Linked DNA regions of Homo sapiens: region 2 is linked to region 1. Evidence: chromatin loops called from intact Hi-C (ENCODE). Cell type or tissue: IMR-90. All regions are shown on one strand.

Region 1 (8,000 bases):
AAACTGAGACCCCTTGAGATTGCGTTTTTAAAGTAATGTTGAAAAAGATTCTACTGCTGAACATTTATTTTCGGTCTCTAATGAAGGGAGAGAGTAACCTTCATTCCTGAAGAGTTGTGACAATGTAAACATAAAACATTTATCTAGAATTTGGTCAGAGGAGCATATATGAAAGTCACCAGAATGTGCTAAATCATGACCATGACCATAACAATAGAAACGGGAGAAAAAAAGTTGTCAGAAGCTTAGAGCCATGTTTTCATAGGGGTGGAGGGGCACAGAGAGGATGTATTGCTCTTCGTCTATCTTGAGCAAATGTTTGCTTTGGTCTATTTTTACTTCCTCTCCCACTTCCTACTAAACATGTCGCACTAGAGTCAGTCATGTCAATATTTAAAGGGACTCATTTAGCAGCTGCATTGTCTCCACTTCCCGTCATCACGGAACACTAATGTTAGCTGTTGTCTACTTTCAAAATAAGTTTTAAACATAGTTATCTCCATCCTTATGCCCTCTTCCCACAATTGACTTCCACATTTTCAAATCAAACCACTTCTAATAATAGTTCATCAGTTCTGAAGTTCTACTTTGTGTTTCATATTCAGTGTTCCAAAGAAGCTGAAGGAAAGATACAAAATTAATGTATTAATTCAATTTACTGACCTTCTGAATCAGATCTCTCCAGTAGCAAACCCTGGGCATCTGCATTTTCTTATTTTTTAAATAATTGCCTTTCCTTATTTAAAACTTTTATAATCAGGGGCCGTGCGCAATGGCTCATGCCTGTAATCCCAGCACTTTGGGAGGTGGAGGGAGGTGGATCACCTGATGTCAGGAGTTTGCGACCAGACTGGCCAACATGGTGAAACGTGAAACTCTGTCTCTACTAAAAAATACAGAAATTAGCCAGGTGTAATGACAGGTGCCTGTAATCTCAGCTACTTGGGAGGCTGAAGCAGGAGAATCGCTTGAACCCAGGAAGCAGAGGTTGCGGTGAGCTGAGATTGCGCTATTGCACTCCAGCCTGGGTGACAGGAGCAAAACTGTATCAAAAAAATTAAAATTGAAATTAAAACATTTATTAATCAGATTTAAATATTTTGAACTGACTGTTTTTATTTCTTAGTGTTCTTTGTGTTTTTTTTTTTTTTTTTTGGCCTTTTGTTCTGCTTTCCAGGAAATGCCTCAATTTTGTCTTCCAAACTTTTCACTGAATTTCTTATTTTGCCATCATATTTTTAATTCCCAATGTCTCTTTTCTATTCTCCTAATGTTTATTTCCTCATAGTACCCTGTACTTATTTTCCTCCATAGATACATTATTTTCTCTACAAGGGTGTTGAAATTATAGTTCCTTTGACGTTTTCTCCTTTTCCTTGCATTATCCGTAATGAAATTTGAAAATTTCAGTGGAGAGTTTCTTTGTTCCTTGTTTGTCCTGAGGAAGGAAGAAAGTGGAAGCTTTCTTGAAATATATGATGGACAGTGCAATAAAAACTCTAATTCTCCCCCACTTCCTGTAGTCAACCCATTGTCATGTGACTTTGCAGTTCCCCTAATTGGAGGCAGAATCTGTCTCCCGAACCCTTGAATCTGAGCCAGTCTTAGGACTTCCTTTGGCTAATACAACTTAGCAAACATGACGATGTGCCAATTCTGAACCTAGGCCTCAAGAAACTTTGTATATTTCTGCTTATGCTCTCTCTTGCATCTCTGTCATCCCCATTAACCATGCCCAGGCTAGTCAGCCAGAGGACAAGGAACACATAGAGCAGAGCCAAGTTGCCCCAGTTATTCCAGCTAAGTCTACTCTAGACCAGCCAAGGCCAGCCAACCTCCAGACATAAGAGCAACTCCAGCCAAGATCAAGCAAAGTCCACAGCAGACCAGCCTAGACAAGGGAATAATAAATGTTTCTTAAGTATGTCCTTGAGATTTTGTGGTTGTTGGTTACACAGTGTTATCAGGGCAATAGACAACTGATATAGAGAAGTGGTCAGTAGCCAGATGTAGAGGATCATGTATGATGCATCAAGAAATTTAAATTTATGCTTACAAAAAAAAAAAACACACAACAACAACCCTGAAGTGTCTTAAAAGGGGAAGAACATAGGCTGGGCATGGTGGCTCACACCTCTAATACCAACACATTGGGAGGCCGAGGCGGGCAGATCACCTGAGGTCGGGAGTTTAAGACCAGCCTGGCCAACATGGTGAAACTCCGTCTCTACTAAAAATACAAAAATTAGCCAGGCATGGTGGTGTGTGCCTGTAATCCCAGCTACTTGGGAGGCTAAGGCAGGAGAATCACTTGACAGAATGAGACTCTGTCTCAAAAAAAAAAGAGGGATATGGGGAAGAACGTGATTTGATTTGCATTTAGGAAAAGCAATTCTGGCTACAATGTGTTTGTTCAGTTGAAAGTAGAATCTCTTATAATAGTCCAGGTAAGAGATGAGTGCCTCAATGAGGGCAACAGCAGTGAAGATGGTAACGAGAAGACGAATACCAGAAATGCCAAAAAGGTAAATATTATAGCATATAGTAACCGGTTGGTTGTGGAAGAAGGTAAGGAAAGATTCTGGTATGTTTCCCAGATACGGGGTTTTGAGGCCATGAAATGAACTGGAACTAAATTCAGGGAGAAGATATATTAAGCTCAGTTTTGCTATACTGAATTTGAATCCTTATGGGACATTCAAGTAGATGTTGGGCAGCCCATTTTATGTATAGCTCTGAAGGTCAGGGTACAGCTCAATTTTAAATAGCAATATTAATTTAGGAAACTACAGTGATGGATAGTAAATACAGCCATGAGTTTGGATGAGAACACTCAGAAGGAGGGTATATATTGAGAAGATGGCCAAAGACAGAGGATGGGGGATAAACAATGTTTAAGATGCTTGTTGAGAATGGAGGCACAGCAAAGTGGGGGGAGGTGGGGTGGGGAATCTCAAAGAGGAACACTTTAAAAAGAGAATGATCCGTGGTATCTATTTGGTGTGAACTGTATCTCTCCCGTTAGCAATGCCCATCTAAAATTTTAAAAGGATTTAAAGATCAAGAACTCAACATTGCAATGACCTCTACAGAATTATTTTTCAAACGAAATAAATAATTTTGTATGCATTGGCTCCTATGAATCTGACACCAAAGTGCTAAGTTAAAATATTTCTGGGCCAGACACAGTGGCTCATGCCTGTAATCCCAGCACTTTGGGAGGCCAAGGAGGGTGGATCATTTGAGGTCAGGACTTTGAGACCAACCTTGCCAACACAGTGAAACTTGTCTCTACTAAAAATATAAAAAATTAGCCAGGCATGGTGGTGCATGCCTGTACTCCCAGCTACTCAGGAGGCTGAGAGAGAAGAATCACTTGAACCTAGGAGGTGGAGATTGCAGGGAGCCAAGATCGTGTCACTGCACTCCAGCCTGGGTGACAGAGCGAGACTCCATCTCAAAAATAAATAAATAAAATAAAATATTTCTAAAAATATTTTAAAGAATCACGTCAAAAACTGTAGAATCACCTTTTAAGTCTCATGAAATTTAAGAGAGAGAAGAAGAATTATCCTTAGCATCCATAATGTGTTCTTTTCTTTCTATTACTAATTCCAGGTAACTTTCCCTAGCAAGCACTAGAACAATGGTCAGCAAACATACAGGTCGTCTCTTTCTAGTACAGGGCACTCTGATTGTCTGATTTTTTAAAAATAACTTCTCATTCACATCAGCTGATTTAAAAACGAGCTAGGAAGCATTTAGGCCAAATGTGCAGGGACTTCAAGGAGCCTACATGTTTTGATCTTCTGTGACGTACCTCCATTTTAATCTTGCTATTTTACAAGACAGATTAAACATAGATAAATTAGTCTGCTGTGTTAAGGTTGTTTTGTTCTTATTAATGTATACTCCTGAGAAGCTTATTTTATGAGCTTCCCCTTATAAATGAGGGTGAAAGTAACACTCCCAGAATGTAAGGCAATCCATCCAATATTTAAAAGTCATTCACACTGAGGATTTCTTGAACGATGCGGTTATACAGCTGTCACTGCACTCTAAGTTGTGCAGATTTTACCAAAGCAGTAAATTTCAGAGAACAGTGGGCTTTACAAGCAATAGACTAAGTAAGGTTCATTTTAGGTCTCCCACCTTAAGGAGGAAGGAGACTATAGCAGCTGCTCTAACCACCGGAGGGGGCCATTTCATCAAATTCAAGCCTGCCTATATTTAAGCAAAACTATTTTTTGTTATCGGCAGGCTTCCCATCTAGAAGTGAGAAGTGCTTGCTTACCATTTTCAAATGAGAAGAGCTAGGACCCTCCCTTGGTTGGGGCTTGTATTGAGAGGGTGCCTCAAACCCTTGATCACCCCGTTAGGACTGAAATAGTACTAGCAGGACCACAGGGGATGCACTTGTCCACAAGGAAATAAGTGCTACTTGCTTTCGTATGGACAAACTAACACATTGCTAATCTGCAATAGTAAGCACATTCCTTATGGAAAACGTACCCTTAAAAAAGCTCACGAAACTTGGGGGCAGGTGAAGAGGGATTCCTTTTTAAATTTACTCACATTATTTCACCAGCATTTCTCCAATATCCTTGGAGATATTGGTCGTTAAGAACAGGAGCTTTTTAGTCATATAATGGCTCTGCCTGTTTCAGCAGCCAAGAACAAAAGCCCAACTCAAAGTAGTTTTGTAAAGATAGAGACATATATTGGATCACATAGCTGAAAGGTCCAGATACATACTCTCTTCAGGAACAGCCAGCTTTGGAATTTAATATATTGAGGATGCTATTGCCTTGTCTCCATCTCCTGGCTCTGCTTTCTTGTGTGTTGACTTCAATATCTGGCAGATTTTCTTCTCATGGTACCAGGTGGGCTCAGCCCGCTCCAGATTTAAGTGGCTCTTATACCCAGGGACCTCTTTTCCAATAGCTCCAGCAAAAGTGCAGGCCTCAGTATGGCTCAGACCACTTTAGGACATGTGCCCACCTAAGCCAGGCCTGCGTCCTGTGCTGTCCCATGACTACCACCACTATAAAGCCTGGAGAGAGAGAAGGGTAAAACTGTGAATGCATGGAGTTGACTGCGTAGAGTGAGAATGAGAAACGGCTGGTCTCCTAAAAGCAAAACAAACAAACAAACAAAAAAAGACATTATTTCTGAAAGAAGGAAGGGAGGCTAGACATACAGAAAAGCTTTATGTCTCTTACAGTTTGTAAAGCACTTACCACAGTGCTTGGAACATAAAAAGAACTTTAAAAAATAGTAGCTAAAAGAATTAATAAAGTAATTATAATGATGATGATGTTTTTGAGAACCAAATAGATGATGATATACTCTGAAGATAAGATCATTGCCACTTATTTCAGTATAGAACACACCGTTCTTTGTACAACTTATTAACTGATCTATTTAACTGCAAACTTGGATATAAATGATGTCAGTGCTATATGATTATTATTAAGAAATAATGAAAAGGCAAAGAAAGCATATTCAGTGACTCAAAAAAAATTGGCATTTGAATGCAGATAATTTTGTGTTCTAGCAAATGGCTGGTTGAGTGGGGACCTGAGGAACCTGTTTTGTCTTCCTGCTTCAGTTATTAGGATGTGCCATTGGGTAAATTTGTATCTCATTTGCCTTTGAGGAGAAATCCCTGTTTCAGGCAGAAAGCCCATCAAAATGACTGCCAGCCACTGGGCATTTTTTCAGGGGGTCTTCCCAGACTGAAGTCGATCCCTCCACCTCTCTGGCTATCCAAAGCACTCCGCAATATAAGGCCATCTCTGCTTTGCATACTGCTCCAACTAGGGTTGACCTCCTCTATCTCACAGCCTATAAAGTCACTGACAAAACCAGAAAACTTACTTTAGGGAATTTTGTTTCTATAGCACAATGTTGACCCTTCATCTTGCTCTTTTGTATTGTCCCTGTATATTTTTCATGGTGTACCTTATTCTCCACATCTACCCCCTTGCAGTTTGTGTTTGGTGATTCTGAAGTACCTATGCATCTTTTAAATATGCTATACTTTATCTTCTCTTTGCAAAACCACTTCTTGAATATGGAATGGGATCCTACACTCTGCCAGCCTTTTCCCCACTTTCAATCTTCACCTGATTACATTCTACTTATCCTACTTAGCTTAGATGTCCTCTCCTAAGTCTTCCATGACCCTAAAAGTTAGGACAGGTGCTCCTATACTTTTCCAGAGCCTCTCCAGCAGTTCAGGTATACATTTTCTCTGTGAATATTACCAATGCAAAATCTTCAATAAGGCTTTGATCTACTTAGCAAGTCAAAAATAGATCACAGGAGAAAAATTAGAGAACAATTTAATCCTAAATGTCATTGTACTCACTAAAAGTACATGAGGAGTTCAACAAAAGAGAAAATTAAGGAAGGTTTTAGGGAATGGTGTGTTTTATTCATCACAGTATACTTAGCCCTGGGCTCAGTGCCTAGAACATAGAGATAACACATATCAATACCCAGACAATCAAATAGAATAATGTGGACTTGGAAAAATGCCCAAGGGATGGAGGGAAAAATAGAGGGAGGAATGGAGGGCAGGGACATCTAGTGCAATGCTGAGTGTGAACTGCATTTGAACACACAGGTCTGAGTAGATTATTATTGTATCTGGTTTACATTTGTTATAAAACTAGATGAATTATACCATCTTTGCTCTAAAGCAGAGGTAAAAAACACCTTTTAAAAAGAGGATAGGAAAAAATCAACCACAAAGTGGTATATGCGCCTGTAGTCCCAGCTACTCCAGAAGCTGAGGAGGGAGGATATCGTGAGCCCAGGAGTTCAAGACGAGCCTGGACAAAATAGCAAGACCCAGTCTCTTAAAAAAAAAAAGCGTGTGGAGGTTTACAGCAAAGAGGATAAGGGAAGTAAGAATGATAAGCCACATCTACAGAGTAGTATGTTTTATAGTCTTACTCCTAGAATGTCTAAGAACAAATATCTGAAATTGTCTGCAATGGATTCTGTTTTAAAGAAGAATGGTTTTTAATCAAGTCAAACACTTTAAACTTTGATCGGGAACTGAGAAATCACATAACTCTTATCCTAAACAGCATCTCTCAGACAAATCTGGGATGTATTTCCTATGAAACAGAAAACAATACATTAGCGGTGTGAACCATAATAGAGTTCTGGGTGATCTATTGTTTATCAAGCCATCAGTCTGTATACATCGCTTGTAATGAAATAATCACTCCACAGGAACTTAATACAGTCTGGGAATGATCTTTGAGTGTTGTACCCAGGGAACCTAATAATGAGACTTGAAGCAACTGTGTAAGAGAAACAGAAAAACAACCCAAGCTGTTATCTCTTATTGAGTCTATTTTCTCATAGAGAATCCTGAGAAAACAAAGGACATTTTGTTTGAAGTGTTTTTGCCTTCTTCAAGTCTGAGAAAAAAAATTTTTTTCCTTTGAAGTACTTTCAAATTAAACATTGTGAAGCCTATTTCTTCCTTTACATCTGAAATATTTACTAATTCTGAAATCAGAAAATTTCGCCTTTCAAAATATATTTAATTAGCATCTACTTGTTCATGAACTAGACATTGTGGGGAATACAAGAGAAATAAAATTACAACAGCATCAACTGAGAACTGGTTAAAAATGCAAGTTATTAGGGTCCACCCAGACCTATGAATCAGAATCTGCATTTTAGCAAGATCCCAGGTGATTTGTATGTGCTTTGTAATTTGAGAAGCAATATTATAACTGCATATAGGGTTTTGTTTTTGTTTTTTAATACTGTTACCTGGATCCCAGTCCCAGAAATTTTTATTTAATTTTCATGGGGGTGCAGCCCAGCCATCATGACTCTTCTAAAGTGCAACAGAGTATAAGAACAGCTGCCCTTCAGTCAGTGAAGCTACCCAGCCATTTTGATCCTTGCAGCCTAGGCTCTTGCTAAAATGTGGATTCGGAGTCATTTGATCTGTGCTGGATCCTGAGAAT
Region 2 (8,000 bases), 220 kb after region 1:
GATTTTTACTTTCGACTCCTGGAAAGTGTTCTATCTCTAAACGGACTATCATTAATTTGTATAATATATGTGATTAGGCAAACAAACAAAAAAGGAAGGAAGGAATAAATATAATTACGTTAGAAGAGAATGTTTTGTAGCTTACTTATTTCTTTTATGGCCTCAATATATTGAAAGATATGTGACTAAGGAAATATCAGTCTATCTCTTTTTTTCTCTTACACATTACTGTCAAGTCCTGCAGAATGCAAGATGGCACTGGAATACTATGTTCCATTCTGTTTCATTAAGAGACTTAACCCATTATTAGATTTCTGAGTTATTTTGCTGGTCCTTTGGCAAATAGGTAAATAAATTGCTGGAAAAAGTCCTCATCAGTCATTTGTTTATTAAACTAATATTTATTGACCCTACTATGAGCCGACAAGATTCTATTAGGTGAACGAAACAGACTAAAATCCCTGCCTTCATGGAGCTTACATCCCAGTGGAGGAAGGACAATAAAACAAGCAAATAGAGAGTTAAGTCATACGGTAATGAGAATGGAAGAGGAATGGGGTTGGGGAGAGGGCGCTAGGGAGGTGGTAGCAATTTTAAAGGGTGTGAAAAGGTCTCCATGAGAGGATGGCTTACGACATTCGAGCAAAGATCCAAAAGGTATGAGGGAGGGAGGCATGGAAATAACTGTAGAAAGAGCCTTCCAGGCAGAGGGAGCAGGGCTGGCAGGATTGAGGAATGGCAAGGAGGTCAGTGCAGCAGAGTAGAGCAGTCTAGGGGATGAGTGCGATGAGCTGAGCCAGGGAGGTGAGGGACAGAAGGGCAGGGCAGATTGTGGAGGGCACTGTGGGCCATTGTTAAGACTTTGGCTTTCACTCTGAGGCAGATGGGAAGTCACACAGGGGTTGAACTAAGGAGAAGCATAAAATGGCACATATATTTTAAATTATTGTATAGCCATTGTGTTGAGCACAGACTATAGAGGATCAAGGGGAGAAACAGGAGGCTCTGCAGGAAGCTGTTGCAGTTATCCAAGCAAGAGAGGATGGGGGCTCAGACCAGGGGGTTGCAGCATCCATGGTGAAAAGACCCCCTGCAGATGACTTCCCACCCAGCTGTTCATGGGACTAAGAGATGTCACAGGTTAAGTCATATTTTTTTGGAAAAGTTTTTCTTAAAAAATAGTCAGCAGGGTGCAGTGGCTCACGCCTGTAATCCCAACACTTTGGGAGACCAAGGCGGGCAGATTACCTGAGGTCAGGAGTTCGAGACCAGCCTGGCCAACATGGTGAAACCCTGTATCTACTAAAAATATAAAAATTAGCCAGGTGTGGTGGCAGCCGCCTGTAATCTCAGCTCCTCGGGAGGCTGAGGCAGGAGAATTGCTTGCACCCAGGAGATGGAGGTTGCAGTGAGCCGACATGGTGCTATTGCACTCCAGCCTGGGAGACAGAGTAAGACTCCATCTCAAAAAAAAAAAAAAAAAGTCATTGTCGGACAGGCACAGTGGCTCACACCTGTAATCCCAGCACTTTAGGAGGCTGAGGTGGATGAATCACCTGAAGTTAGGAGTTCAAGACCAGCCTGGCTAAGATGGTGAAACCCTGTCTCTACTTAAAAATACAAAAATTAGCCGGGTGTGGTGGTGGGCGCCTGTAATCTCAGCTACTCAGGAGGCTGAGACAGAGAATTGCCCGAACCCGGGAGGCAGAGGTTGCAGTGAGCCAAGATTGCACCACTGTACTCCAGCCTAGGAGACAGAGGGAGGCTCCATCTGACAAAAAAAAAAAAAAATAGTCATTGTGTTTTTTTGGGTTTGTTTGTTTTTTGTTTTTTGTTTTTTTGAGATGGAGTCTCACTCTGTCGCTCAGGCTGGAGTGCAGTGGCATGATCTTGGCTCACTGCAACCTCCGCCTCCCAGGTTCAAGCAATCCTCTGCCTCGGCCTCCTGAGTAGCTGAGATTACAGGTGCCTGCCACCACACCTGGCTAATTTTTGTATTTTTAGTAGAGACGGGGTTTCACCATCTTGGCCAGCCTGGTCTTGAACTCCCGAACTCGTGATCCACCCGCCTCAGCCTCCCAAAATACTGGGATTACAGGCGTGAGCAACTGCACCCGGCCTAGTCTTTGTCTTTAATAAAAGTATAGAAATTTTTTGAAAGCCAAAAAGTCAACATTTACAAATGGGAAAATGGTATCAAAGGGTTATTGTTAATGAAATCAGAACCACAGCAATACCTCTATTTTTAAGGGCCGAGGTTTATTCATTGGAGTTTCTATTTAGGCAACAATTAAATAAGAATTTTCATTTACTTGTACCCTCACTGTGGAAACTCTTTCTTACACATAATTGGCTCACTTCCCTACCTTTGTAAATGTTATATAGTGAGCAAAATCAAATTAATTCAATCTTTGATGATAGAAGTTTTGCATTACCTCAGAATCCTACTTCTCACCAATAATTCATACTAAACAGATGTTTGGATAAAGATGTAAAAGATACATGAGATAGGCCTGAATTTATACTGAATCACAGAACGTACCTTAGATATTTGATTATTTCTTTAAAATACCTTATATGTTTGGCTTCTCGTTATTGCAAATTTTTCTTCTAAGAGTAGATTACAAATGAACTCTAGTTAATGGAATTATAGAGAATCAAAATGTGGTTTTTTCCCTTTTGATTCCCAGCATTTGAGGGCCACAGTGCACATCACTTGCCAACTCTACAGAAGATTATAGCACATATCAAATAAGTACTGAAATTTATCATCTTGTTTCTGAAATAAACATACTGTATTACGGCCGGGCGTGGTGGCTCATGCCTGTAATTCCAGCACTTTGGGAGGCTGACGTGGGTGGATCACAAGGTCAGGAGATCGAGACCATCCTGGCTAACACGGTGAAACCCCATCTCTACTAAATATACAAAAAATTAGCCGGGCATGGTGGCGGGCGCCTGTAATCCCAGCTACTCGGGAGGCTGAGGCAGGAGAATGGCGTGAACCCAGGAGGTGGAGCTTGCACAGTGAGCCAAGATTGCGCCACTGCACTCCAGCCTGGGTGACAGAGCGAGACTCCGTCTCAAAAAAAAAAAAAAAAGAAAAGAAAAGAAAAAAAAACCATACTGTATTACTAAACTCAATCATGTTATTCAAAATATGGATCAAAACACCTCCTTTCCTGATGAGCCTGTACTTCTATAGCCTCCCCTGCTGTTCTCACTCCAGCAACATTTTTCTGGACTGTCAGGACCACTAACCAGATTTTCCAACCAAGAATTATTTATATCCTCCTGTGCACTTCAGTGAAACTAATTTGAGTTGTCTTTCTTTTTCACTGGCTTCTCAATAAATCTTGCTGGTAGTTTAAATAGAAATATCATCAAGTCAGGCTGGAATGTGGCAAAAATTACCATTGTTAAGCCCAGAGATTAAGTGGTAAAAGAAAAAAGAGACTGGAAAATATGAGGCAAGAACTTTTTGATAAACATGAGACACAACAGAAAATATGCAAAGCTTCACAGTGTATACATAAGAAAAAAATTCCAAAGGAATGGTGCAAACATAGTGTATTAGTTTTCTAGGGCTACCATAACAAAATACCGCAGACTGGGTGGTTTAAACAAGCAGTCCCCAAGCTTTTTGGCACCAGGGACTGGTTTCGTGGAAGACAATTTTTCCACATCCCAGGGGTATGGGGATGGTTTGGGGATGATTCAGACACATTACATTTATTGTGCACTTTATTTGCATTATGACACTGCAATATGTAATGAAATAACTATACAACTCACCATAATGTAGAATCAGTGGGAGCCCTGAGCCTGTTTTCCTGCAACTAGATGGTTCCATATGGGGGTGATGGGAGACAGTAACAGATCATCAAGTATTAGATTCTCATAAGGAACACGCAACCTAGATCCCTCTCCTGCGCAGTTCACAATAGGGTTTGCTTTCCTTTGAGAATCTAATGCCACCGCTGATCTGACAGGAAGCGGAGCTCAGGAAATAAAGGATGCAAACAATGGGAAGTGGCTATAACTACAGTTGAAGCTCTCCCACCACTAACCTCCTGCTGTGTGGCCCAGTTCCTCGCAGGCCACGGACCACTATCAGTCCGTAACCTGGGGGCTGTAGATCCCTGGCTTAAACAATAGTAATTCATTTTCTCACAGTACTAGAGGTCAGACATCTGAGACCTAGGTGTCAACAGGATTGCTTTCTCCCAAGGCCTCGCTCCTTGACTTGTAGACAGTTGTCTTCATGTTCACACAGCATTCCCTGCAATGTGTGTCTGCGTCTACATTTCCTCCTTTCCTTGGCTTATAGTTGGCTGTCTTCTCCTTGCGTCTCTTCACATGGAGTGCTCTGTGTATGTGCATCTGTCTCTAAATTTCCCCTTTTTATAAGGACTCCAATCATACTGAATTAGCGCCCACCCTGATGACCTCATTTTAACTCTTTAAAGCCTCTATCTCTAAATATAGTCACATTCCAAGATACTGGGAGTTAGGACTTCAATGTATGAATTGAAGGGCCATAAAATTCAGCTCATAACACACACCATTTAGGAAAAGTATAGAGAATACACCCATTGTCACCTGTTAGCTGTTTAATAAACTATGGTTTTTGATTGTTTGAACACCAAAAATATGCTAATCCCAGAATATAGCATTTGACATACTTACTCTATATGTGAAGAGTGACCACCAAGTCTTTGTGTGACCCACCAAACCCATGGTAGAAACAGAAAGTGGCTGAAGGCCCTGAAATCTAGCACACTCTCTGTTCAGCTCTGCCTTCAAGGAGCAGTCACTAGTCAGCCTCAGTATGTGCCTTATGAAGAATGTTTCTTAACCAAGTGTCCCAACATTTTGCATAATTCAGGAAGCCAGGTAGAAAGAATTGCCTTGTGTTTTCTGAAAGACACTTACCACAGAAAGAGACATCCCTTTGAGCTTTATTTTTTTTCCACTAACACTGCAGCTTCCATCTTGGGCCATAGATACGGAGTCCAAATTCAAATCAGGGCTAACATCAGACAGATATTCATGGTGGCCATCACTAATTATTTATGACTCTCATGAGCCTGGACCTGACTTCAGAATCTTTCTCAACACAGCCACTACCAATCGATTGGGGTTGACGCATAACGTAAAATTTATTTAGCATCTTTGGTCCAAACAAAGTAGGCTGCCAGAAGCCTCTTTCCATAAGCAGACCCTTCAGCCGGGATTACCAAACCAATTCAGTCTTAATTCTTGACTGGCTAAGCTGGTATTGGTCTCTTTGTTTATGAGAACCATTCTAAAAATGTTGGTCCGGGCAGGGGTAGATCTGGTTTTTGTGGAGACTGAAGCATACAATTTGGAGGAAGAAAATCTCCTTTAATGAAAAAAGTGAAAAATTATAAATTAGAATTTCTAGAGCCTCTCCCAGGGCCTTGGAAGAGTTCCATGCAAGTGAGAGGCCCAAAGCTTAAGTTTCATTAGCCTCAGCCTGGTATATCTGGCCCTGCCACAAGAAAAAAGCTGCCTCAAAATCAAAACTCTTCTGTAAAGAGGGTTCATTCCCTCACCCCCATCCCCTATTCACACACACTCGCCTCCTTTAGCTCCTGTATGTCTGTATCTTGCTCTAAATGGTCTCTATTACAATTGCCTTTCTTTGTCCCCCAATCAGTTTGGATTCATAGGTAGGTACAGGATGGGCAAGTTAGGAGATTCAAGACTAGGGCTGCGCTTGAGAAACACCCAAGCCTCAGAGGGTATTGTCATCTTATTTAGAAAGGGAAATGTATTTGGTTACCTCTGCTTCTGAGGTTAAACAGAGGTCACGTTTTTAGTGAATTAGAGACAAGTCTCCAGGACTTAGCATATAAAGACAAGCCAACCCTCTCATATACAATTGAGAAGCTGAGTGTGGAGGTTTGAAATGTAGTGTACAATTTACATAAAGAATCTAAAGCCTTCTTATTCTTAGGGAAAGGAATCAATATCACTGTGCACTTCCACAGATATTCAAAGTTATGAAAGCAGATGTGATAGACCAAATAGGCTTTGTCCAAGTCTGAACGTCAGAAAAGGCAATGGGACTCTTGAGGGAAAAAGAGTCTTTAAGAGTTGAAGGAGATAAAAATAGACAGTGGGTCCTTGCTCTAAGATGGTCAGAAGGGACCTTGGTGCTGGATTCACCTAAACTTCATGGAGATCACACTGACCCTAGTACCCTTCCAAAGTAGCTACAAACAAGTGGACAGGCTGGGAGACCACTGTTACTACGGAGCTGTAACTTTGGGAACACAAACCTTCTTTAGAACAGAATGTTCATAGCTGAACATAAAACTGATGATAGAGACACATATTTTACACATTTGCCTTCCCCTTCCCCCTAGCCTCTCCCTTCACAGATATCACTCTTTTTGTGTAGCATTTCCTGGAGCATCCATGACCCCGTGAATCCAGTTCTTCCCACAAGGGGCAGTGGTAGTGGTTTTGGTGACGGCAGCATGCCTGGGATTCTGTCGCATCCCCAGCATCTGGGAGTCCTTCACAGGCCCTATCTTAGGGAAGCTTTTTGGTATAGTGGAAAAGGATGTGGAAATACGGGCAACCTAGGTTTGAACCCTGGCTCCAACATGTACCAATTGTATGGCTGTAAGTAATTTAACTTACCTCTGTGAACCTCAGTTTCTTCATCTGTAAGCTGAAGTCACCGTGGGCAACAACCAAGTAGATTTGTCTAACATGCACAGCATGATCCCCAGCACAGCGTGTGCTCAGAAAATATTGGTTCCATAACTTTGCACTCCCAAAGACTTCCCTGGTAATGTTTGACCAATAACAAGTTTTAATTTGGAATACGGTCAAATTTAGAATGTAGTCAAAACAAGTCCTCTTATTATCACCATCACCTGTACATCACTGTTGTAATCCACCGGAAGCTATGGTCACACAGTTGTAAGGAGCTGTGGAGGATAAAAAGGCCATGCCCATCACCAGTGGGGCTTAGGTTTGAACACTGAATAAACACCGGGCAATGAGATAAGAAAACTAGGCATCACTCAGCTTGGATTGGATAATAAAAAACAAACCTCCCAAAACACAGATATGAGATATCAATAAAAAACAAAATGTATATGGAATCAATGACTATAACCTGAAGTAACTTGTTTTGGAGCAGACAGGAAAGCAAACAAGCAAGCTGGCTTCAAGAAACTTTACTGGCAATCCCCACCTTAGATGGATCATTTACTTACTGTGAATTCTCTCCACCCTTAAGTACAGAGGTTGGGCTGCCTCACCCTACACTTACCTATGTTCACTTGTCATTCTGTTTCAGGTTTTAGCTCCTTAAGTTAATTGTCAATTCCAGCAGGGAAGAAATAATTATTTGTTTCTTTGGTATGCTCCCCTTGAGTAGGAACACAAGAAATAAAAAGAAAAAAAGGAGCAAGAAGGAAGAAGGAAGGGGACAGGAAAGAAGGAAGAAGTAAAAAGAGAGCAGAAAGGAAGATCTGCTTCAAAAGGAAGGCTGAACTTTGCAGCAAAGTATCCTGTAGCAAAGTACCTCCATGCTAGGAACCTGGCCAGCTGCAAACTGCTCTTCGCTATTCTACTGAACTTGATGCATCCATCTTCCTATAATAGATACTTGTTGGAGGATTCAGCATAAGGAAGCATCTGCCATGTTTGACCTGAATCATCATCAATAAAGCAATAAACTCTTTTATAGCTTTTATTGGTCATTAGTGAGTAATTAAATGTGGGAAACAAATGCAATATTTTCCAGGACAGCTGTTACACAAAGGGATAAGGCAGCAGAAATAATTGCACAACCGCTTTTATAAAGAGATTTGTCTTTGAATCTAAATCCAGGTATTTTCCTATAATGGCAATACCTAAAACAAGAAATAAGTAACACTGGCAGAAGAACTTGAGAATGAGCAGTTCTCAAGTCCCCTTAGATCCTACACCACTATGATAGAAGGGATCTTTAC

The links. Hi-C counts contacts between places; a loop is a spot of excess contacts. Peaks named below come from ENCODE experiments on the same cell type or tissue, not always from the same donor. Only the 100,000 strongest peaks of a DNase experiment are listed, where the experiment ranks them.
Region 2: a loop joins it to region 1, with 9 times the contacts of the local background. A loop is called at or near these places in 3 of 110 quality-filtered maps.

The regions. Positions count from the first base shown.
Region 1 is chr1:185,666,730-185,674,729 of GRCh38, reverse strand. The region is part of intron 1 of LOC107985239 (a long non-coding RNA gene); the gene reads right to left. Among named protein-coding and RNA genes, the nearest start is that of GS1-204I12.4, 24 kb to the right of the region's middle. In IMR-90, a CTCF peak has its summit at 4,189 (motif pointing right); no DNase peak of the experiment used is centred here.
Region 2 is chr1:185,449,592-185,457,591 of GRCh38, reverse strand. No RefSeq gene overlaps it. Among named protein-coding and RNA genes, the nearest start is that of CBSLR, 140 kb to the right of the region's middle. In IMR-90, no CTCF peak of the experiment used is centred here; a DNase peak (open chromatin) is centred at 3,611; H3K27ac peaks cover 524 bases; H3K27me3 peaks cover 305 bases.